3 separate regions of the Mus musculus genome follow, and regions 1 and 3 are each linked to region 2. A link is a loop called in an ENCODE intact Hi-C map of the cell type or tissue named here. Cell type or tissue: left cerebral cortex. All regions are shown on one strand.

The links. Hi-C counts contacts between places; a loop is a spot of excess contacts. Peaks named below come from ENCODE experiments on the same cell type or tissue, not always from the same donor. Only the 100,000 strongest peaks of a DNase experiment are listed, where the experiment ranks them.
Region 1: it touches region 2 in a loop (2.6-fold over the local background); 2 of 42 quality-filtered maps call a loop at or near these places.
Region 3: it touches region 2 in a loop (4-fold over the local background); 4 of 42 quality-filtered maps call a loop at or near these places.

Annotation. Positions count from the first base shown.
Region 1 is chr9:61,573,999-61,581,998 of GRCm38, forward strand. No RefSeq gene overlaps it. Among named protein-coding and RNA genes, the nearest start is that of Gm39350, 17 kb to the right of the region's middle. In left cerebral cortex, no CTCF peak of the experiment used is centred here; DNase peaks (open chromatin) are centred at 4,465, 5,173 and 7,174; H3K27ac peaks cover 328 bases.
Region 2 is chr9:61,826,016-61,834,015 of GRCm38, forward strand. It overlaps a transcript of Gm34828 not described here. Among named protein-coding and RNA genes, the nearest start is that of Gm34828, 7.6 kb to the left of the region's middle. In left cerebral cortex, a CTCF peak has its summit at 4,467 (motif pointing left); DNase peaks (open chromatin) are centred at 1,480, 3,910 and 4,418.
Region 3 is chr9:61,749,501-61,757,500 of GRCm38, forward strand. Gm34828 (a long non-coding RNA gene) reads right to left here. Exons shown (of 7, transcript XR_001779197.1): 7 at 887-1,646. Among named protein-coding and RNA genes, the nearest start is that of Gm34828, 69 kb to the right of the region's middle. In left cerebral cortex, a CTCF peak has its summit at 4,369; DNase peaks (open chromatin) are centred at 4,531, 6,031, 6,969, 7,549 and 1 more place; H3K27ac peaks cover 820 bases.

The DNA of each region.
Region 1 (8,000 bases), 250 kb before region 2:
GGGAAAAATGTATGAATAACAATTTTCCTGTAATAACCTTCAACTAACCTTTCAACCAGACTGAGTCATTCCCGTCCTATTTTCGCATCAAGAGGAGTCAAAGGCAGGCAATTACCTCTTATCTGTTTCCAAGGCTGCCCCCGCCCCTGCTGCACCCTTAATTTTTAAAGGGGTGTTGAAGAATGTGGTAGGAGCCAGGAAATGAAGGAGGCGGGAGGGAGGGCTGCGAAGGATTGCACGGTAAGAGGCAGGCGTGGAGATGCCAAGGCCAAGTCTGAAGGAGGAGTCTTGAATCTCAGCCTTCCATTAAGGACTTGGGATGTGACCTACCCGTGTCCCATAACACTATCAGAGTTTCCTCTCACAGGCTAGGAAGGCTGGTTTTCATTTCTTACTAAGACGGGTGTCTCCCGGGCCCAGAGACTTCCACAGATCTCTTCCAGGTATGGCAAGGTATGGCAGATTCAGAATTCTGACTCCTAGCAAGAGATTTTGGTCATCATGCTGCTGACATGGGAGAGTGGGGGGGGGGGGGGGAGGCAGGTCTTCGTTCATCCACCAGAGATGCCTCATTTACCTTAAGCTCTCTGCAAGGCAAACACATGGAAGAACCTTTGGTAAGTCTCTATTCTGAGCCTGGGAAGAGCAGGTTGTCAGTAGAACAGGATAGGAAAAGAGTCGGTTCCAGTCAGTACCGCCTGGGTCAGACATCTTCGTGAAGCTTCCCCTAACCATTTCTCCTGCTGTAGTTCCCTTTTTGTTACTATGACTTGGATCAAAAGAAACTCAGAGGAGGGGAAGGTTTCTTTCAGCTTACAGGTTGCATTCCATCATGGAGGAAACTCAAGGTAGGAACCTGAGGGCAGGACTTGAGAACTTAGAGCTGAAGGAGTATAGCAGAAACCATGGAGAAGTGTTGCCTTCTCATTCATAGCTAGCCTTCTTAGACAGCCCAGGACCACCTGCCTAGGGAATGGCACCGCCCACAGTGTTGAAATACACACACACACACACACACACACACACACACACACACACACACACACCACACCACACCACACCCATGCATATAAATACCTAACAGCCAAGACAATGCATACACACAGGCCACTTTGATGAGGCTACCTCTAACCTGTTACTCCATTCTCAGGTTATTCTCAGCTAAATTGAATGAACAGTTAACGCTAGCTAGGACACGCCCCTAAGTTGAGTTCGACCTGGTTCTGAGTTCACCTGTCTGTTCCTCAGGTCCTCAGTACCCAGGGAGAATCTAATTCAAATCTTAAACAGAAGCTTCTGGTTGTTGAGACAATCAGATAAGAGTGCGAGACGTGGGTGGAGGTGAGTGTGTCAGGGATATTGTTGATGCTTATTTTGAAGGGCCTTGCAGGCGATGCGCCCAACCTTTTATTCCTGGACTGAAACTTTCAATCTGCCTTTTCTGGTTTGCCTTGCATCAATTTTTTTCTTTTAATTATCAAATAAAGAGAAACACAAGGCCAGAATGTGAAACAACTTCACCAATTTACAATCACTAGGGGACAGATTTTGGCATAGACATTTGTGTCCTGGCTCCTCCCTGATGCTCTCTAGCCATCCTATAGCTCTGGTGGCCTGATGGTATCAGGTTGGAGGGGGGTGTCCATGTCCGTCCTTAGCTTAAGCCGTGTTTGCTCAGCTGTGGTGAGTCTCTTCTGTCTGTTGACAGAAGGAGGGATGCTCAGGGTAAGAAGGACCCCAAGGTTGGTCTCTAGGCAGTGGCTGTCACTGGCTATTGTTTTTCAGACGCCAGGCAGCTGGAGCCCATGTTCCTAGCACACCTAGAGCAAACTATGGAGTTTTGAGAACTAGGGAGTCTTTCTTAGCTATTAGTGACTATAACTGGGGGCAGCTACATGGTCAGGAGCACCCTACCTACCCTAATTCAATGGCTTCTTGTTTCACTGTCTCACACCCATGGAGCATAAGGAAGGACTCATGGGCAGAGAGTAAGCAAAGTGGCCATGATTTATTAAGGAAAACTGAGATACTCCTGAGTGAGGCCGGAGAGGCTCCAAGGAAGGACTACCACCACGTGGCCCTGCCTGGTGGCCTTTCAGTGGCTCTGAGGGCAGAATCTGGATACTAGTGGAAGTTGCCTTTTCTAAAATGATCATTTTTGAGCCAGTTAGGAGTCTACATGCCAACAGTCAGAGAATCACTCCTCATTCAGAGGAGAGGCCAAATTTGCTACATTAGCAGCTCTTGACAAACCATAAGCCCCACCCTTGTTTCCTAAGAGCATCTAGATCCTGTCTCAGTAAGAACATGGCCTCCTAATGTGCCTATCTCCAATCTGTCCCCCATCCCAGCTCCACCCAGCGCCCTACAGGCTCCTGCTGTTTCCAGTCTGGAAACCCAACTCCTTCTTTGATGCTCTGAGAAGCAGCTTCCCGTGATCAACCCCCGACCTCGTTTTCAACTGCTGTGCCCCTGTCACATACTCAAACATTTAATGACAGGAGGAGGATAGCACTCTGATGCTAAGCCTCTGCCACGCAGGCAATCACTCATTGCCTGGCACAACATGGGCTCTGTGTTGCCTGATCTTGCAGGCCTTCCCTCGCTCCCCACCCCCACCCCACCAGGAAGCAAAGAAATTGTTTCTTGTGATTTAAAAAAAAATGAGTTTAGTTTTTTAATGTTGTTAGCTAATATGGAGGAAGTGTCTAAATGCTCTGAGAGAATTAAGTCAAGAATGTTAAAACTTTCCTGAGAGATGCCCAGAAGACAATACCCAGAAGTATACCATGTTCTTGGATGGGGAGGTGTGTACATCATCTGTCAGTCACTTAATTCATTGTCATGATAAGTGTCTCTGACAACAGTGACTTAAGTGTCCGGGACTTATTTTTGACTCACAGTTTTAGAGTCCAGCCCATTGCTGTGGGAGAATCATGGTAGCAGGTGTGTGAGCCAGCTGGTTAGGAAGCAGAGATAGATAAATTTTTGTAGCTTCTCTTTTTTCTTCTCAGACTAGGACCCCAGTCCGTTGACTACTCATGTAACCCAATCTAGAAACTTCCTGACAGACATTCTCAGAAACTCTAAGCACATCTAAGCCTATGAACTGACAGTGATTATATGGATGGGATTTTTTTTCATATATTATTTTGTCACAAGAGGGCTTGGATGCCACAGCAACACGTGGAAGTCAGAGAACAATTTGTAGGAGTCAATTCTACCATGTGGATTCAAGAGAGACGACTCGGGTCAACAGGTTTGGTAGGCAGCACCTTTAGCTGCTGAGTTATCTCACTGGATCCATGATGACAATTTTAAGGGCAGTCCCCATTCTATCTTTTCTCTCACTTGGGATCTGACAGTGACACACATGTGTGCGAGAGAAAAGGGAGAGAATTCAAGATGGTGGCAGAGGACAACAAGGACAAACCCAGGAGGCTGTTGTTGGGACTCAAGGTTTAAGACTTGTGACTGATCGGCTGATGTGAAGTCTGCTTGGATACCTGGATAGAAGTCGCTTACAGGCTCTGTGTGTAGGAAGTAGATCCCTAGGGCCGACCTTTCCTGGTCATGTTCAAGGAGGTTCTGGGTCCCAGTGGATTTCCCCCTAGCTGTCATTACAACTTGTACTGGCTGAGTTTGTGTGTCAATTTGATGCCAGCCAGAGCCATCAGAGAGGAAGGAGCCTCATTTGAGGAAATGCCTCCATAAGACCCCGCACTAAGACATTTTTTTTCAATTAGTGATTAACCACTTAGCTCGTTGTGGGTGGTACCATCCCTGGCCTGGTGGTTCTAGCTTCTATAAGAAAGCAGACTGAGCAAGGCATAGGGAGCAAGCTAGTAACCAGCATCCCTCCATGGTCTCTGTATTAGCTTTTGCCTCTTGGATCCTGCCGTTTGACTTCCTTGGATAATGAATAGCAGTATAGGAGTGTTAGCCAAATAAACCCTTCCCTCCCAACTCGCTTTTTAGACATGGTATTTCATCGCAGCAATAAAAAACCTAGCTGAGACATAGCTAGAGTGGTCTCAGCCTTAACCCTGCTGTCTCCAGTGGATAAGCCTCAGGGCATCATCAGCCTTACAAGTCTGGAGAATTCGCCCTGAAGTCTGGCACAGATTCTTAGGGAGGGACACCCAGCAAGGTGAGGAGGAAGCGCTCTCAGCTGCTGTGTGTGTTCACTCAGATGGTCTGTGTTTGAGTGCACAGAAAATAACAAAATGTACTGAAGAGCCAACACACGAACTAGGAAGCCACACCACACAACAGCTCTTACCTTTCCCCAGAGAAATCAGGTTGTAAATATGTAGCTGTGTTCTTCCTCCCACCCTGTGGGTGTGGAAGTGTTACATTTTAATGCCTCAATCTGGGCATTTTGGTTTAGAAAAAGAACTGTAACGCTGATGGCCAAATCTCCCTCCACACAGTCTCAGAGAACTTAAGTTCATGTTTAAATTTTCTGCACTGCAGTTAAATACACGGTGCCCAGGAGCAGATGTTCCAGGCAGACACATCCCTAGCTCCACTCTGAAAGAAAACAGAGACACAAACACCACCCCCGTTTCATTGCATCCAATGTATGTATAGCTACAGCACAGACGATCTCCCCTGCTCTTTCCACAGCCAGGATGTCATGAGCACGTGGACCACGCCACAGTGCAGATGGCTAACAGGTGAGGCTAGGGAAATGAGCAAGCAGAGGACAATAATGAAGAGGTGGCAGAGAAGGGCCCGCCATTCCTATAACCTTGCCCACACCCTCCTTTCCTGAGTTCCAGCAAGAGCAAGGACATCAATCACTGTAACAATATTCAATTCCTAGTATTTTACATTTCCAAGGCTCGGCTCTGGTGGGACAGATGAGGGGACCTAGCTGTCCTCTTGAGCTCCTGAGGTAGTCATTCTTGAGAAAGGCCAAATATACTCTCTATTGCCCAGTGGTTATGAAACCTACTAGTCCTGCATCCCTGCAAGATTCCCAGGTTCTCTGGAAACATTCAATTCTGTACATCTGCCCCACCCCTTTTTCTGATCTGAAAGATTCAACAGGGATTGCCTCCCAGATCAAGGTCACACACGATTCACTGAGGATGACCTTGCAGTCACACAACGAGACAGAGGCAGAAAATCAAGTAACCTTCTACTGCTCCTACTGTGGAGAGGCCCAGGATCACTCAGGGGACAGGATGGCTGGCCCCGGGGGACAGGCAGGTCTACCTCACTCACAGTAGACCCGAAACCCTTGAAGTGGGGAGGAAAGGTTGCTGTGAGACACTGACATCTCCCAAAGATACCTTAGGCAGAGCCTGTGTCCCTGGGACCAATAAAAATTCCAATGGGCTCTGTGCTTTGGCCCCAAGCCTGCCTAGCCTTCTAGCCCTGCACAAACGTGTGTTGTGAAATTCCGGATTAGTGCAGCAATGGGTTTAGAGGCCCTATCTTTCTTGGGGAGGAGTAAAATAGTATTCTAATATTGGTTAAATCCTTCTAAATGCAAAGTGGTTTAACAGATTAGCTTAAAATCATCGGGAAGGCTGTGCGGAAGTAGGCCACGGGAAAGGTAAGTTTGGCTTCAAAGCAGAGCCGAGAGAAGTGAAACCACCTGAAATCCAATTTGAGAAAATCTTATTTAAATGTGTTTCTGGGGGAAGAAACGTTCTGCGTATTGTGAGAGTTTGTGCACCAGGAACTCGAAGGCCAATCAAGCCATAAGAGGCTCTTTGTTCAAGGACTCATGTTTGACTCAGCATGGCGCAGCCAGATGTGTGTTGGGAAACCTGTTAGCAGAGTTGCTTTGTTAAGGGGCTTAGTATATAGCCCAAGCTGGCCTTGAACTCATAATCTTCAAGCTGCCTTAGCTTCTTGAGTTCTGGGATTATAGGCACACACCATCACGCCAGGAAATTCTTGCTTTCTTTAAGGAAACATCATTCATATGTCCTCTAGGGAGAGTCTAATGTAAGAAGACGCCCCTGCTCCATCAAAGGCTGTGGGAAGTGAAGACCCAGCATGCAAGATTTGAGGGCTGGATCTCATTCGTTTCTGTCACAATGCCTAGCTCAGGGCTGTCACCTGAAGTAAGTATCCACTGAATAAAAGTGGACATCTCTGGGCTGGAGGGACAGAGCAGTCAGAAGCGTTTATCTCACAACCACGAGGACAAGAGATTGAGCCCCAGACACCATATAAAAAACTGGGCATGGTGGTGTGTGACCCCAGTGCTTGGGGAGGCAGAACCAGGCAGACCCTTGGGCTCTCTGACCAAGCAATCTAACCTCATCCGCAGGTTCCACAGACATAGAGTTTGTGAGGAATGACATTTGAGGCTGACCTCCAACCTTCACCCAGCCACCCACACATACACATACACACACATGCACACAGACACACATAGAGACACATACATGCACACACATGCACACAGACACACATAGAGACACATACATGCACACACATGCACACAGACACACACAGACACACACACACACACACACACAGACACACACACACACACTGGACATCTCATTCTTGTGCCTTTAAGATGGGGTTTCATTAAAGCAAAGCCAGACCATAATGCATAAAACTCTCTGGAAGGATTGTTATATACATTGTGTCTCTGTCCAGGAGGACCGTGAAATGAGGCACCATACAAGCCCCAGTTCTCATAAGCCAGTGGGATCTGAGAGATGACAATCAGGGTTGATATAGCTGCCCTGTGTAGAAGTGTATGCCAAGGCCTACCACGAGGCCAGCCTAAGAAGTTTACCTGCCAGGGGGAGCTGAAGGTTGTTAGAATTTGGAGATGTTTCTTACTGAAGATTCCAGAGTTTGTCCGTTCTCCCTGGACCCTGGAAGTCTGGTGGAAAGGTTCGGCTTCTCCAGCAGGAGAATCAGCTGGGGCCAAGGAGAGGCAGCAGTGTTAAAAGGCAAGTACACATCTGGGGGTGCTCTCCAGTTACCCAATAGTCCCAGTTTCTCACCATTAACTGGGTCCACCCAGGACCCAGTGAGGGGACTAAAATTTAGATTCTGGCTCATGTGTGATGGGGCCTGGGTGGCAAATGAGAGCATTTCCCATGATTTTCTCACAGGACACTGACGATGCTAACATGGAGACATACTTGCAAGGGAGAAGTGGTAAAGTACCAGTGAGCTGGGTCTTCAGTGGAAACCTGACCTCGGTCAAAGGCCTCCTAAAGCTTGCAGCAGGAGACAATGTGGGAGGAATCCTGGCAAAAGCAGCCCTCCCTGGGGAGCATAGAATGACTAACACAGAGAGATGCTGTTTGCAGATTTGGGTTACGGAGTTTGTATGATCATGGTAAGTTAACTATGCTCTCGACAATGCTAAGAAGTATTTGCAAAATGGGAGTCTTGAGACCTTACGGCTTCCGCCACAGAATCCAGGGCCTAATTTCACACTCCCCATTTTGCCTCCTTCTGCCTTACATTTGCCTGAGACCAGGACTGTTGTGTCTGGGTGGTATCTGGGCCATTGGTTCTCTGGGTACACATGCATCCACCCCTGCATCTTCGTCTCTATTTCTTCTCTCTTCTTTCTCCCTCTTTCTTCTGCCTCTTCCCCTGCTACCCAGGTGTTTAAACCTCAGGATCCTCAGGTGACTTGTCCTCTCACCAAGTGGTCCTAAAGTCCCCTCTGGAAACTCAGCCAGCCTGTGACATAGGTGCTCTTCCATGGCCTAACACAGAGCTTGCTGCAAAGTGTGGATAAGGGTGCTTTCTTGTTTCCCCTCTGTTGGCAACAACTGCATCCAGAGGTGGGTTTCCAAGTCTCACAGCAGAGAGGCTTTCAGCTCAAGTTCAAACGCACTGTGCTTCCTAAATGCTGGCTTTTCCAAGCCTTGGAAGCTGCTGTATGAAGAAACTTGAAAGTTAACAGAAAACAAATGACCCCAGGCGTCTGCCCCAGCAGGTGATGAGTGGACCTGAGAGGAATGAGAAACTCGGTACCTCTCTAGAGGGAGGCCAGATGA
Region 2 (8,000 bases):
GCCCAGGGTAAGGCAGAGGCTTTTCAGCTCATTGTCATAGCTTTAATGTGAAATGTCCCCTACAGTTGCATATATCTAAATAGTTGGTCCCCATTGGTGGCACTGAGTGGAGGAGGTGTGGAAGCTTTCGTGGTAAGGACTAGATGTCTGGAGAGCTGCCTTGAAGGTGATGTCCACTCTGGTTCTGGCCTGACCACTCTGCTTTCTGTCCCACTGAGCTATGTGGCACCGCTAGGACTTGCTTCTAGAAACTGGAGCCAAAATAAACTCTTCCCTGGGGTTATTTCTGTCAGCCTCATGTTTCAGGAAAGTAGCTAACCTTCCCAGAATTCCCCTGAAAACTACAGAGGCCAAGGCAGAGCAGATGAAAAAAAAAAAAAAAAAACAGCTGAAGCAGCGTGCAGGAGAATGTCCAAGGGTCAGAGCCCAGAAGTTTCTGGAACTTACCTCTTCCCTTTGCTTGCTTAGTTTGTCACTGCCTGATGTGTTCATGTTCCTTGGTTGATGATGAAACCCCCAGAGAGAAGGGCAGGAGAGTTAGTCTTCCTGTGGTATCTAGAGCAACGCTAGTTTCCTCTCCCCAGACCGGCTCAGAGCCACAGGAGCCCACCACAGCCACCATGATGGGCTGGGGATTGGCAGTTAGTGAGGAAACTAGCCAAATCCCTAAAAGGAATAAAAACACCAGCTGGCTCCTAGGCTCCACCCTTTTCCCACTGGTGCTGCCCTACAGCTAAGCCTAGAACAAGACACCCTTCCTGGTTCCAGCTCGTGGCACTGTTTGGAAACACTGGAAGCCTTAGGGTCTAGCCTAGAAGCCAGTCACAGAGGGAGGTGGAGGGCTAAGGCAGCTAGCTCACCTACTGGACCTCACCAGCTCAGTCAGACCCAGCCTGAAGCTGTAGGGACAACGGGAAGAAATGCCCACACATCATACCCACTTTGTCTTCTCTGGGCACACTGGCAAGCAGTGAGTCTTATGTCACAGATGAGGAGAGCTGGATCTCATCAAAAGTTAGTTCATCCACTGTGATTAACCCAGGTCCTTCATATCCATAAACAGGGTCTGTTCTGTTGACAGTCTGCCACAGTTGCTCTATGCCCCTAACTGCACTTCTTAGGACCGAGAGTGACATTAGCTTGTGCATCATTACTGCCAGATAACAGGGGAGGCTGCCTCTGCACCCCTCCCCCCAAAAAACAGAAGGGGAAATCCCAAGCATCCCAGAGGCTAACCTCAGTTCAGGTGGCATCCTCCCAAGAGGGTGCTGATACCTGCTGACCCTGCCGAAAGTGAGGTAGGGATAAGACAGTCAAAGATAAGCTCTTATTATAAAGCCTGTCTACTGCTCTACTCTGAACACTTAGCACAGTATGGCCACAGCCCCTGGGGGATGCTTTGTCACTCTCTGTCAAGGGAATGTGGGAGTGAATGAACAGACAAGGAGAATTTCCTCCACATCCCACTTTCTGCTTGCTTGTCTTCACACTGCCTTTGAATCCATCATCCCATATGATGCGTGGGATACCTCTGTGATTATAATATTGGAAGCCCTGCTCTGTAGGTAGGGAAACTGAGGCCCAGAGAGACAGTTGCAATAATCTGTCCATTCTCCTGCCTGGTCGATACTGCCTTCAGCTAGAGTTCCTATCTGCCCAGTCCTGAAAGAGAGGTGTTTGCTGCCATAGCATAGCAACACAGAGCCCTTTGGTTCCTACTCTCTGCAGGAAAGCCTCCAGGGAAAACAGAATCCCCACCAGCCAGAGAGAATCCATGCCACTCCAAATGGGTCTCACATCTTTCCCAGATAGGGTCATAATTTCCAGATTCACAAGAACTGGAAACTCCCATCCATTGCTTCTCTCATTCTGACTCACTCTGCGGGTAGAGAGAGAGATGGAAGAGATGAGACACCGATCACCCTTAAAAACAAAAGTTTCGGGTCAGGGAAATGGCTCAGTGAGCAAAGGGGCCTGACACCAAGCCTGACAACCTGAGACCAATCCCCAGAACTCTCACAATGGAAGCTAAACTGACTCTCACACATTGCCCTCTGTGTGTGCACATGTGCATGCATACGCACAATAAATAAATGTTATTTCTTTAAAAATTGACTTCGTCAGTCCCGTTTGAACTAGCATAATCTTTCGGTCAACCATCTGCCAACTATAGGAGTTGAGCTGAGTCTACTTGCAGAAGATCATCATGGCTAGGCTTGTTCCCTGTTGACAGTCCTTTGAAGGGATGAGTAGAGAGGATCATGGGACCCTCACCTGTGTATGCCCCCACTTTTCCCACCCTCCTCCCTTTCACCCTCCCAGGATATCTCAGTGTCTTCCCATCTTCCTGACCACCTCCTCTTTCCCTAAAACAAGGTGACAGCTCCTGTCTGTCCCCATGCCTCCTCCAGGCTTGCTTTAGCCTGGACAACAAAGTGCTCTATGGCCAAAGCCCACCTAGCCTTCTGCTTCATCTCTACCCTGGTGCCTTCACTCTAGAAACCCCAAACATATCCAGCCGCAGACAGGCCACTCTCCCCATACCTGCCCAGTTATATGCTCTCTCACAACCTGACCCTTCTCGGACAGGCCTCTCACCTGGGGGGTCTCAGCCCTAACTCAAAGAGGCCAGGTTTCAACCTCTGGCCTCCAACTCCTGCCCCACTCCTAGGCAGGGCCAGGCCCTTTCCACTGGCTCCATTAGAGCCAGTTCAGGCCACTTACTCACAAGTTTTATGCCCACTAATTCCCAGCCCCACGGGGACCATTTTCAGTTCATCTCCATATGTCTCATCCCCGGTGGCTTTGCATCCTGCTGGGCCTATGTAAATAACCAGATGCAGGGTGGGCCTAGTGGTATAACAAGACACTCCACAAGGACTGAAGATGCCTCCAGTGATGAAGAGGAGGAAAACACTAGCACCCTACCTCAGGAGCTCTAAGGAGGTAACAGGCATCTGAGAGCCATCCAGGGTGCTCACGAAGCCCAGTGGTGAGGGATTAGCTCTGTGGACACTGCTGAACTCTAAGACTCTAGGATGGAATCCTGGGAGTGCTGGAGACATCCAAAAAGTGGTCTCTCTCCCTACTACATCCCCAAGCATCCAGAGCTTGAGCCAAGGTAAATAGACTGAAGGACTGAGGAAGACTTGCATCTCTAGCCAGTCCCACCCAGGAGTAGCCTTATGAAGAGGTTGGAGCCTCAGGAGTTGGCCATCCTAGAGGAGGGACAACAAAGTCATTCCAAAAAGAAGTACCCCACAGCTGAGTGCCAAGGAACAGTTCCATGTCCCGCCCCAATCCATCCCTAGGTGACTGCCCACAGATCATGCCTGACATTCTGGAGGACAGATCATCTGCCCATGTGGGAGGGGTCACAGCCGGGAAGTAAAGGACAGTGACCTACAGAAGACAGATAGGGAGTGTGGGAAATTTGGTGTCACTAACAACCTCTCTTCCTAGAGAGCCAAGCAGGGCTAGAGGTGACAGATTTCACCTGACCTTGGTCTTGTGTGATCTGGAGATGTGTCAATCATGACCACGTGCCAACACCAAAGGAGATCAAACAGGAGCAGAGGCTGGAACAACTCCTGGCAGAACAGCACAGCCAGCTAACAACTCTCAGAGTCTGTTTCCTTCCCATCCCTTCCCCAAGACCAAAGTGCCTCCCTGAGCCTGATCCTCAACACATGGACCTCAAGGTACAAGGACCAGATGAGAACCCCAGATCACCTGAGCCCCTTTTTACAGAGACGGAAACCGAAGCTCTGGAAAGGAAAGGCTCAGCAGAGCATACATGCAGCTGCTGGAACGGAACACCAGTTCAAAGCAGAGCAAGGATGAAGCTCTCCATCCCACATGGCACCACCCCTGCATCACCCCACCCCCAGGCGCATCTGTCCGTGAAAACTGTTACTGTCAGTCGCCGCCCTCCCCAACCTCCATCCTTCCCTTCTTCCTGAAACCAGAACATTGTGCAGAGTAGAGAGGTGGGAGTAGGGCAGCCAGTGGGCAGAAGTGTGATGGTGAAACTCAAGGTACTGGAGAGAAGAAGTCTGGGGACAGCCTCATCACTTTGGGCCATGCAGCCTGGCTGTTGGTACACTGCGCCCCACTGTGCTTTGTCCTGGCTCCTAGCTTGCCCTCCCAGGTTTGACGCACAGCAGTGAAATGCAGAGCTGACCGAGAGAAAAAGCACCTAATCATGTAAGACCCACTCCTGAGAAGCCAAGGCGCGTCACACCCCCAGGTCCTGGTCCCAGGTGCTCTCTGTAGCCCACTGGATGTAGTTGGCCTCATACAGCCATATGAAACTACAGTTAAAAAGGCACAGCAGCAATCCGGAGCTCTCCCTGTTTACGACAGAGTACCACCTCCTACAGCAGCCGCACCACCTTCGCCCACACATGCCTGATGCCACCAAAACAGGCTGTCACAGCAGAGACAGGCCTCTGGTGCCCTCTACTGTTTGACACTCCTGCACCATAGCTGGAGGATGGCACCAAGGCTGGCAGGGGAGACTGGGGAATGGCACCTGCCCCCATTGGGTTGTCCCAGTTTATAACAGCCCCTCCATCCATTTTCCAAGGGGATCCAAAAAAGCATGATACCGCTGCCAGGGGTAGATCAGCAGGGTGTGTCTTGTTGACAGACCACCTAGAGGAATGGCTTGCTAGTGAGCCAGCATGGTAGTGCACATCTGTAATCCCACACCCAGAGAGGCTGAGGCAGGAGGATCCCAAGTTCCAGCCAATCTGGGATGCCTAGGGAGACCCTGATCAGAAAAGAGCTGCTAGTAAGACAGGCTCCTCTCCATCATGGACTGTCTCTCTGCAGAGGCTGCTTCCAGTGTCCCCAACTTGTAGTTCAAGGTCATCACTACTCACAAGGACAATAGCCTCCCTAATTCTGCCCTACTTAGGATCCCCAAGAGTCAAAGAACACAGAAGTAAAATAGCTAGAGATGTATGGCTAGGTATGGAGAGCCACATACAAAGACACATGCCTCTCTCTCCTCTCTCTCTCTCTCTCTCTCTCTCTCTCTCTCTCTCTCTGTCTGTGTGTGTGTGTGTGTGTGTGTGTGTGCGTGCGCGCGCGCTCATGAATATACATATAAAGAGAAAGAAGGAGGTCGAAAGGGAGAAGGGGAAACTGTTGTGAACTGTCCCCTGTCCACTGTCTGCAGAGCTGACCAGTGCCTAAAGCTTTTGGGACGAGATGACATAGCCGGGAGTGTCTAACCCACCTGACAGCAAGTACAGGCCAGAATATATGGGAATTTGGCCCAAGACAAAACTTTAAACTTACTTAAAATACTATGAAGTGGTTTCTGTTGCAATTTTTGTAACTTGAGTGCATGATTCTCAATCACGAACTCTGTAGATGATGTCATTCTGCCTGCTGCCACTCAAAATAACCATAGGCCTGGTCTAGCAATGCCTGGGCCATGGGTAGGATGTCCCTGGAATAAAGTGCAGCTCAAGACAACTCTTCATCAACCAATATGCCCCCAGAGAAGCCAAAGAGAGGGGCTCCTCGGCTCTAGATCACAGTCTCTAGTTCAACTTCACAACATCGGCCTGGAATCCACTGGATTTCTAATCACCTAGACAGAAACAGGCAGTGGGCTTGATTGATTTAAATGTTAGTCTCGGACATAAAATATTTTGTGATACCTTGGCTGGTGTCTGACTAAACCACCAGTCACCGTAGCATATGCAAATCAACACATGCCATCAGCCATCGCACTCCTCGTGGGCTTTGTGTGTCCACCAAGCATGTGCCAAAGTATCAACTCTGCGCCAGATCATGGGAAACCTTGTGTGTACAAGGCACGTCTCTATTCTTTCACAGTCTTTGTTAACCTGGGGCTTCCTGGTCCAAAGGGCCAGCCTTAACAGATGAATTGATTGATGACTTATCTTGCTTCTGTGTCACGATGCTTGGCAAAAGCAACTTAAGGGGAAAGGGTTTGTTCCGGCTCACAGTTTCAGTGTGCAGCCCGTTGCAGCAGAGAAGGCATGGGAGTGGGAGCTTGAGGCAGCTGGCCACGTTGCACCCAGGGTAGTCAGGAAGGAGATGTGATGTGCTGCTGTTGTTTATCTCACTTCCTCCTTCTCTTCAGCCTAGGCCTCCAGTCCCTAAAATGTGCACCCAAGTTAGGGAGATTCTTTTCATCTCAGAGAATCTAGTCTGGATCCTCTCAGGTATGCCTAGAAGCTTGTCCCCTAGGCGACTGTAGATTCTGCAAGGTGACAATCAATATAAGCCATCAGGACTGGAGAGATGGCTCAGTGCATGAATCATTCAGATGCCCATGTAAAAGCCAGGAAGGTATGGCAGCTCCACCCTGTAACTCCAGAATTTGTATGGCAGGGCAATCTCAGAGCAAGTCGGGTAGCTCGACAAACCCAATCAAAGAGCTCTGGGTTCGATTGGCAGGCCTTGCCTCAATGAATAAAGTAGAAAACAATCAAGGAAGACACTTCAATCTCCAGCAGCCACACATATGTGCTTGTACATGTACACGTATACACACGTGCCTACACACATGGGAAACCCATATATACAAGTCTGGCGTACATATTACACACACTTATCCATGAAAGAAAAAAAATCACACTCATCACCACATTATGTTCATGTCTGGCTAGGTCCAGTGGGTATCACAGACTGTGATCTTGAATGGAGATGCTAAGCCTAACCTTTAACCTCCCCCACAACGCTCACAAGCAAGGGCCCTGGATGAGGACCGCCCAGCTGAGCCCACTGGCCCTGTGGCAAGGGTGTGCAGTGCCCACAGTGTGGGCTCAGCAAAGCAGAGCAGAACAAGCTGCATGGTGCCTGCCGTGAGTGAGACACCCCATCATTTTTATAATGATGATTTTATTGCTTTTTTACACACAATTAAAACTCACTAATTCAGACCTATCAGAGAGGGCAGTCAGTGGCTGCAAAGTCCACATTAAGAAATAATTTAAAAATAATGTCATTTTATTACTTTAAAATATATTACTTCATCCAGGCTAATAAAGTGTTGCCTAGTGAGCCCTCGGGGGACTTACGTTAACGAACAAATAAGAGCAATTTGAGGGCAGTCTATCAATTATTAGTGTGGAAAAGGGTGTCTCCACTTGAAAATGCATTCAAACTGTGTTTCCCTCTGTGGGTTAAGGGCTTCTCCTATAAATAGTATAAATGTGATTCTTTAAAGGTTTATTTATGTTCTGTGTGTGTGCAGGTGCCTAATGTGGCCAGAAGAGGACATCAGGGGAACCGAACTCACTCTTCTGCAAACCAACCACGCGTTCTTAACTGCTGAGCCATCTCTCCAGCTCCCCTCTGCAATGCATCTTATTCAGTCAAATACTCCCACTCAGATGGAGAACACTCAAGGCCTCTTCAGGGCAGGCCGGATCAGACTCTTGAAATCAGCAGAGTGCCGCTAAGATGCCTTGCTGAGTTAGATCCCCACTTCACGGTCGTTCTTGCTCTTAGAAGCCTGTTGCAATGTGATCACCTTGACCTGCAGCTCCCAGAGCACGGCCTGTTTCCCTCAGAGGATAAAGAAACGACAGCTAGGTCCTGAGGCTCTAGATGCAGCCAGTGTGGGCAAGCCCCTTACCTTCTCTGAGGTACAGTAAAGTGGAAATCTTACTGTAACCTCCCTCACGGGTAGCTGTGGATTATAACAGCTGATGTGTCTAAAGTGCCTGAAATCCCTGGCACAGCCAGCAAACAGCCCTTGCAGAGGGGAGCAAGGCCTGGTCGTAATCTCCTAATCGCAGTGATGAGGTTAGGAATGGTGAAGTTATTATTCTGGGTGCTGGGCCAGACCTTGGGTGAACAATGGAAAGAAAGTTGTCCACTGATAGACTGTGATTTCAAGACACAGTCTAAAATTACTTCCAGGTCATTAACAATGAAAACAGTTTGCTTTTCTCAAGAACAGTCAGACTCCTTCACACCCTCTCCTCTGAGGTTTTGTATATGAGGAAATT
Region 3 (8,000 bases), 77 kb before region 2:
CTTCAGATCTATACAGGTAGTGAAGGGCTCTAGCCAGCCTGAGTATGGCAAACATGGCTCTGGAAGGCCGTGCCCTTCCCTGATTCCCTCTACCTTGCTAAACTGTTATGTGACATTCCTAAAGCTAGCCACCAAGGTCTATTCCCTTGTTTGGCCACTTCCTTCCTCTTAGACTGACTACCAATGTCCAACTATCAAAGTTTTGAAGTGCAGTACTCAAAAGTCTCCTTTTGGCTACCCTAATTAACATGCCCAATGAATGTTAAACAGTTCATCATAACACATGGTTTCCCCCTTTCTCTTTATAAATTTCCATTTGCCTACAGACCACATTTGTCTTCTCTCTACCCAGTGGCAGTCTTTTGTACCCCCCAGGCAAACGTCCCTTCCCTATCCTTTGTTCCCTTCCCTTTTCCCTAGTCCTCTCTCCCCTGTCTTTGACTCTTACTCCCTGTCCTTTGTCCCTCTGGGGCAAATAAATCTCCTTTGTGCTGAGATCTTGGTCTTTGGTGTGTCCTGTGCCAACTCTGGTCCTTTCAGGTAGCCTCCGCTCAGGTCCCTCACTCGGTGGCTCTTAGGTCTGTTGCATTTGCACACCACTTAGGGCTGTAGAGCTCACCAATGTCTCCGTGTCTCCTTCTACCTTTCCTCTTCCTTAAAACAAGTGCACCATGGCTTGCCTCAAACTAAAAGGGTTCTGCACAGCAAAGGAAAAGCAACAGAGTGAACAGCCAGTCTGGGATCAGAGGAAAATCATTGCCAGCTATTAAACCAATGAGAGATTAGTATACAGAATGTATAAAGAACTCAGAAATTGAACCCAGCAATTAAAAGGACAAATGAGTTGAATAGTCCCCAAAAGAGCAAGTAACCAACAGAGACATGAAAAGCTGTTTAATGTCTATAGCCATAAAGGAAAGACAAATCAAAGATGTGATGAGATTCCATGTCACTGCAGTCAGAATGGCTGTCATAGAAACAAACAAACAAAACCAAAAATCAACAAATGCTGGTGTCTGTAGGGGGTTAGATGAATGTTTATGTGTTGCTGGTGTGTTTTGTGTAGCAGTTTCCTCTGAGAGTGAAACTCCATCCTTCAGGGAAGCTCCTTAAAACAGGAAATAAACAACTCAAGATAACTTCAGGAAGTCCCTGAAACTGATTAGATTCACTAGGCCACTCTGCCTCCCATAGACTAAATACTAAAGACAGCTAATAGTCATTTTCAGAGGACCCATACTGTAAAGGAGACTCAGGAAGCTGAGACCAAAATGCCTAGAACTTAGCTGCCTGGAAGAGGCTAAGACTTGAGGCACCTGAAAGGGAGTCTTCAGCCTGTTGAGTTGCCTTCAAGTTGTGCAGTGGGCTCTGGGTTTCTAGCTTTTATACCGATGCTGGGTGGCTTTGGTGATGTATCTGTTTCTGGGTCATTTCTGCTCATGTAAGTAACCCCTCACCCATATTCCTACAAGTAAAATTTTTTAGTTCACTAAGATGGACTTTGGTGGAATCTGGTCTGTTGTGGACTCTCTTTCTGGGTGTGTAAGCCCCTTGAGACCTGAGTAGCCAGGCCTCATTGCCAGAGTACTCCAACAGCCATCAGGACGTGTTCCAGACCCTCAAGATGCAGGCAGCTAAGCTCCAGCCTACAGAGGAAAAAAAAAAGCCCAAGATTAGGCCACAAATTCCCACCAATCCCTGAGTTTGCCCCAAGAACAGACCACTCTGGGAAACTCCGTGCTTCAAGCAATCCTGTATAGCCTGCCTCCTGCTCAGCTCTTTGCTGCTTCTCTCTTGAACAGAGGCACCCTGTTGTCCTTTTCCCAGTAAATCTCTGGTGTGAGTTTTGTTTTGTGGTGTGACTTTTGGGTATTCCTTGGCTCCCAGCTGCCAGGATTCCTTTCCTCTCAGAGCTGTAACACTTACAGGGTGATAGACATGTGTATCGCATCTCTCCTGGAAAAGTCTTGCTTGGGCAGTGGGATTATAAAGTAGTGTAGCCACTGTGGATATTAGCATGGAGGTTCCTTAAAGGACAGCAAGACCCAGTTGTTCCTTTCCTGGGTATGCATCTGTACTGGCTAGTTTTGTGTCAACTTGACGCAAGCTGGAGTTATCACAGAGAAAGGAGCTTCAGTTGGGGAAATGCTTCCACAAAGATCCAGCTGTAAGGCATTTTCTCAATGAGTGATCAAGGGGGAAAAGGCCCCTTGTGGGTGGGACCATCTCTGGGCTGGTAGTCTTGGGTTCTATAAGAGAGCAGGCTGAGCAAGCCAGGGGAAGCAAGCCAGTAAAGAACATCCCTCCATGGCCTCTGCATCGGCTCCTGCTTTCTGACCTGCTTGAGTTCCAGTCCTGACTTCCTTTGGTGATGAACAGCAGTATGGAAGTGTAAACTGAATAAACCCTTTCCTCCCCAACTTGCTTCTTGGTCATGATGTTTGTGCAGGAATAGAGACCCTGACTAAGACAGCATATGAAGGAATAAACATCAACTTAACAGAGATATCTGCACTTCCATATTTATTGCCTAAAGGTCACAGTATCCAAGGTATGGAACTAGCCTAGATGCCCGTAAACAGATGGATATGTAAGGAAATTGTATATACTAAATTGATGAGTATTTTCTATTTAGTAAAGTATTGTTTGGCTATAAAGGAGAATGGAATTATGTCATTTGTAAAAAAGTGAATGAAACTGAAGACTATTATATTAAGTGAAGCAAATCAGGTCCAGAAAGACCAACATCATACATTTTCTTTCATATGTGAAAACCAGAAAAAATATATATATTCATATATGTATATACATATATTATACACACATACATACATACATACATACATACATACATACATACATACATACATAAATACATACATAGCTGGCAAGGTGTGCCAAGCCTGGCAACCAGAGTTGACCCCTGAAACTGATGTAAATATGAAAGGAGAGAATGGGCTTCACAAAGCTGTCCTCTGACAGCTTTGCATAATCAGGCATATGCACAACTGATAATATTAGTGCAATAACAAAGTATATGAAAGTAGACAGAGGTCTGTGTGAAATTGGGGATCAGCCAGATTGGGGTGGAAGTCAAGAGTGAGTGAAGTCAGAATAATATGACCAAAATATCCTGTGTGCACTTCTGAAAATACCATGATAAAACCAAAGGCTAAGAGGAGGCGGAGGAGGAGAAGAGGGAGAAGAGGAAGAGGGAGGAGGGGAGAGAGCGGAAGAAGAGGAGGGGAAACTTTTGGAGCACTAAGGGTTCCTGTGGTCCAGCAAGTTGTTTACCCATTATGTGGACTATACACAGACAGGCAGGCACCAACGGGGAGACCAGGCAGGTTGTACCTTGGGAAGGTTACATTGTCCCTAAAACTTTGTATCCTCATCTATAAAATGGCTCTCTATACATGCCCACCTTGCCCCAACAACTATTTTTCTTTCTCATTCACTTCTCTCCACCACCTAGATGAACTGCACACCTACTGTGTGCCACCCACATCTAAGCCCCAATGAATACAATGTTAAGAGTCACATATAATGCAGGTGTCTGGGGGTGTTTGTTTGTTTGATTTTGTTTTTGTTTTTTGGGGGGATCACTCTGCAGTAAGACCCCAGAGGGCACACATAGACAGGGCTCCTTAGCCTATCCCTTGCCCTGGCTCACAGAGGATCCTTGCCCAAAGGTACCACTTTGGGAATTTAGCCTTCTGCTTACTGAGAAGACCCAAGGGGGTCACAGGCTCCATTCAGCATCTGTCCCAGGCACCTGCTGTGTGCCCAAGACTGTTTGTTGAACTGCAGGGACCTGAGATCCAGTAGGCTTGCCTGATCTGGCTGGGTCTGTATACACACACACACACACACACACACACATCTCTTCCATTATCAATGTAGGAACTTCAAGGTAGTACAGGTGGAAGACCCAGGCACCTATGTCCAGCACACCCTAAAGAAGATCCAGTCACCTTTTCCAGTGAAGACAAAGGGCACAAGCTGAGGAGGCCCAAGGGACCACTGGCTGTCCTTGTCCCACATCCCCCCGTTAGTCATGCAGCAGGCTGACTGATCCTGAGCTGAGACTGGCAACAAGGAGTCTGAAGCATTTCATACTACCTGCCCAGCCCCTAACCCAACCAGGTCCTCCCTTCTCCGGCCATCACAGGCACCAGAGAGACTCCTTGACTACGCCAGAGCAGTAGAGCTCTAGAACAGCAGGAAAGAGAGAGCTTGTCAAGAACCAGCGGAAGATGGTGGCACCAGGAAACAGAAAAGCCTGATGCCGAAGGTCCTGGGCTGAGCTCAGAGAAGTACAATGTATCAGACAGTTACAAAGCAAGGAGGCGGAGCGCCAGGCTCAGAGCCATCTCCTCTCTTTCCTGCAGGCGCCCTGAGGCAGGTTCCCCAAAGCCCTGTCCAGACTCGGTGTTCCTACAGCTCAGAGCGCCTGGGGGTGTGTGGTGCAGAGGGGGAAGCAGGAGAAAACAGCAAGTGCCAGTGTGACTCATGCTTCTAAATGTCGTGTTATTCCAGGCGTGTTCTCACTTTGCCTCCACCTTCATCCACCCCCCCACTTGCCATCTTGAGAACCGGCTGCAGGGTGGGGGAGGAGGCTGAGCCCGGGTCTCTAGGGAAGCTTCGTTTTTACTCTGTCCTCTGGAAAGCTGGGGGTGGGGGTGTGAGTAGGTAGTTGTCCCTAGTGAGCACTGTACTGGGAGCAGAGAAACAGAGTTCTCTCCTGGCTTTAGAACTATTGCTGTGAGACACTGAGCAAGTCCCTCGGCCTCTGTTATTTCATTTCTGTCCTTCCCAGTGTGCAGTGGGGCTTAGGGGAGGGGTCTAGATGCCCTTGGAAGAAAAACAACATGGTTCTCAGGGCTGCGACCCCCAATTCGGGCCTGATTCGGGAAGATTGTGAGAAGGCTTTGATCTGTAGTGTGTGTGTGTGTGTGTGTGTGTGTGTGTGTGTGTGTGTGTGTGTGTGTGTGTGATGTGTGTGATGTGTATAGACAGGTGTGTGAGCTTGCTTTTGTAGACATGTGTCTACACATAGACAAGCATTTGGGCCCATCAGGTGTCTTCCTCACCCACTGTCTACTTTGTTTTATTCAGACAGGGTCTCTCACTGAACCTGGAGATCGTCCGGTCGACTGGGTGTGACAGGTGACCAGCAAGCTCCAGGACCTACCTATGTCCCCACTTGCCCCAGCTCTGGGGTTTTGGACATGTGTCACCATGCCTAGCTTTTATATGGGTGCTGGAGATCAGAACTCAAGTCCTGATGCTGGCATAGCTAACACCTTACTGACTGAGACACCTCTCCAGGCCCTGGTGTTTGTACGTTTAATGCACTTCCCTACCGCCATGCAACCTGGTGGTCCCATGTAGTCTGTTCTAATGGCAGTCTAATCATCTCAGGACCAGTTTGCCTCTTCCAGAAAAAAAAAATCCTTCTTGATTTCCCTGGCCCAATCAGCCATCTTTAGCCCTTGCCACTTCTGGACCTTCCTCCCTGATCATCCTCAACTTCTGTCCCCAAGATATACAAGTCATGTGTGCACATGGTGTGTAAAATAGGTGAGTATGCATATGTGTATGCAGTTGTGTTTGTGTATATATATATGTGTGTGTGTATATATGCGTGCCTGTGTGTTTAGATATGTATTTGTGTATGCATATATGTATGTGTGGTGTGTGTATCTATGTGTGTGTGTGTGTGTGTGTGTGTGTGTGTGTGTGTGTGTGTGTGTGTATATGCATGCCTTGTGTTTAGGTATATATGTGTATGCACACATGAGAACCAGGAATGATAAAACCACACACAATGAAGGGGACATTGTGCCTATAGCCAGGCTAAAGTTCAGACCTGGGTTCCGCATCTCCAGGCCTTACACTTTTGCTACTTACTGGGCCTAGCCAGGTAGTGTCACGTGGGCCCACAATGGGGTTTCCATGTATAAAGTCCTTTGCGGTATGTCTTAGAATGGCCTAACAGACAGCATGTTGCCATGGAGATCTGAATGCCTCCTGCTTGCTGCATACCTTCAGGCAGAGGACTGGGGCATTAGAGTCTTTGAGGGTAGGGAAAGAATAGGTACCCCAGGTACCAGTCAGGTCCCCATGGGAGGGAGAATTCCCCTAGATGGTGTAGCTGCAGAGGTAGGAGTAGAGAGGCTGTGACAGAGGCCAACAGGGTTAAAGGAACCATAAGGGATCATGAGGTAGCTAAAGGGAAAGAGCAGCTGCCAGCTGTTGTCCTAGGGGGTACAGGAGCTGGTTCTGGGACTGTCCCCTCCCACGTCTGAGGAGCAGTTCTTCCTAGGGTGGGGTATCACTCAGGAGAAGCAGAAAAGATCTGAGAGAGCTCTGTCCTCCCATCTCCTGCTGGTACCCACACTAGCCAAGCCTGGGGACCAATGAAGGCATCAGTGACCTCTAAGCATGACCCAGATGGGGTGGAGGAGACAGTTTTACATGGCAACTTGGGGGCATTCAGGGCATTGTCTAGCCCCTCTGCCTTCTTCCCCCTTAGCATGACCCCATCCACATCTAGGGTCCAGAGCTGTCAATCAGAAGCCCCAGCTGAGCACCCCCACCCAGCCACCCAAACACAGGAGATGACACTAGGAAGTCACTTCTTCCCTTCAGCTATCCTGTCTGAAAGCCTCTAGGGTCACGCTACCTGTCCAGAGCTAAGTGTCCCTATCCATTTGTATCCCCTGCCATTGCAGGAGGGGAGCCGGCCCTGCTCACCAGGAAATGGGCCTGCAGAACAGGGAAGCTCAGCAAATGGGAAATTAATTCTGGGCGGTGAAGGGCAGAGGCTGTTGTTTGTGATCTATAACTTACTCTTTGTGTCAAACTGTGTACTGTGTATATCAGTGGGATGGCAAGAAACCCGAGATCTATTACTTAGAGTTTAATCTGTTCTCCGTGTCGGAGAAGGGAGAGGGAGGCGAAGAAAGCCACAACTTTAATCACAGGCCCAACTCTGAGATGTCAAGTCGCTCTGGGGTGTGTTAGTCAAATGATGTCGTATTACAGGCCTCCCAGACAGCTCCCCATACTGAGGCTTTATCTGCCAAGCCGTAAATTAGCACACCTACTTTACGCTCTTCAGGTAAAACCAGTAATTTAGCTGCAAAATACACACACATGCACACGGTGCGGAGGTGGGGGGGGGGACTTCGAGGAGGGGGCAGCCCCACCTTTGAGCGATGAATAGGGAAAATGAGCAAAGCCAGGGATGGAAATGACACCTCCGCTGCACCTCCTGTCATTAGTGTGTGAGAGCCCCTGTGCCAGCCCCACCGCAGCCCACCTTCCTTCCTACCCACCTTGGCGCCTCCCCCACCCCCACCAGCCCTTCTCCTCCTCCATGAACCGTAAATTACATGCTGACACCTTTAATTTGTGCAAAGTATGCCTGGCTGCGCCTGGCACCAGCAGCCGGCTGCTATAATAAGGTCAATCTATATTCATTGAAGCGGCACTTCATGTGCCTGATAACACAGGGCGGCATCGGGCGCCGCGGTGGCTTCTCCAGGCTGGGGGGCGGGAAGGGGGACAGGATGGCGGCGACGCGGGGGTGCCCGCTGCCGCTCATCGAGGCCTGGCACCGGTTGTCTCATCGCTTATGCGTGGCATGAGCGATGTTATGATTTAGCTAATCACCATCAGTTATTCATCCTATTGCTGCCTGGAGACCGTTGCTGTGCATGCAGGCCTGCCCCAGCCAGAGAAGCTAAAGAGGGGGGGAGCAACCCACCCAGCCACCTCTGCCAGTGAGACCACCCAAGGAGTCTATTTGTCCTGGTCTGCAATCTGGTACCCAGTCAGGGATGGACTTCTCAGAGATAAGACTCCTGGCAAGAGGTAGACTTTGAAGTCAAAGCCTTCTGGGTTCTAATCCTAGCTTCGCCGCTCCCAAGCTGTGAGAATTTTGTTGAGTCACTTAACATCTCTGAGTTTCAGTTTTTAATCTCTAAAATTAA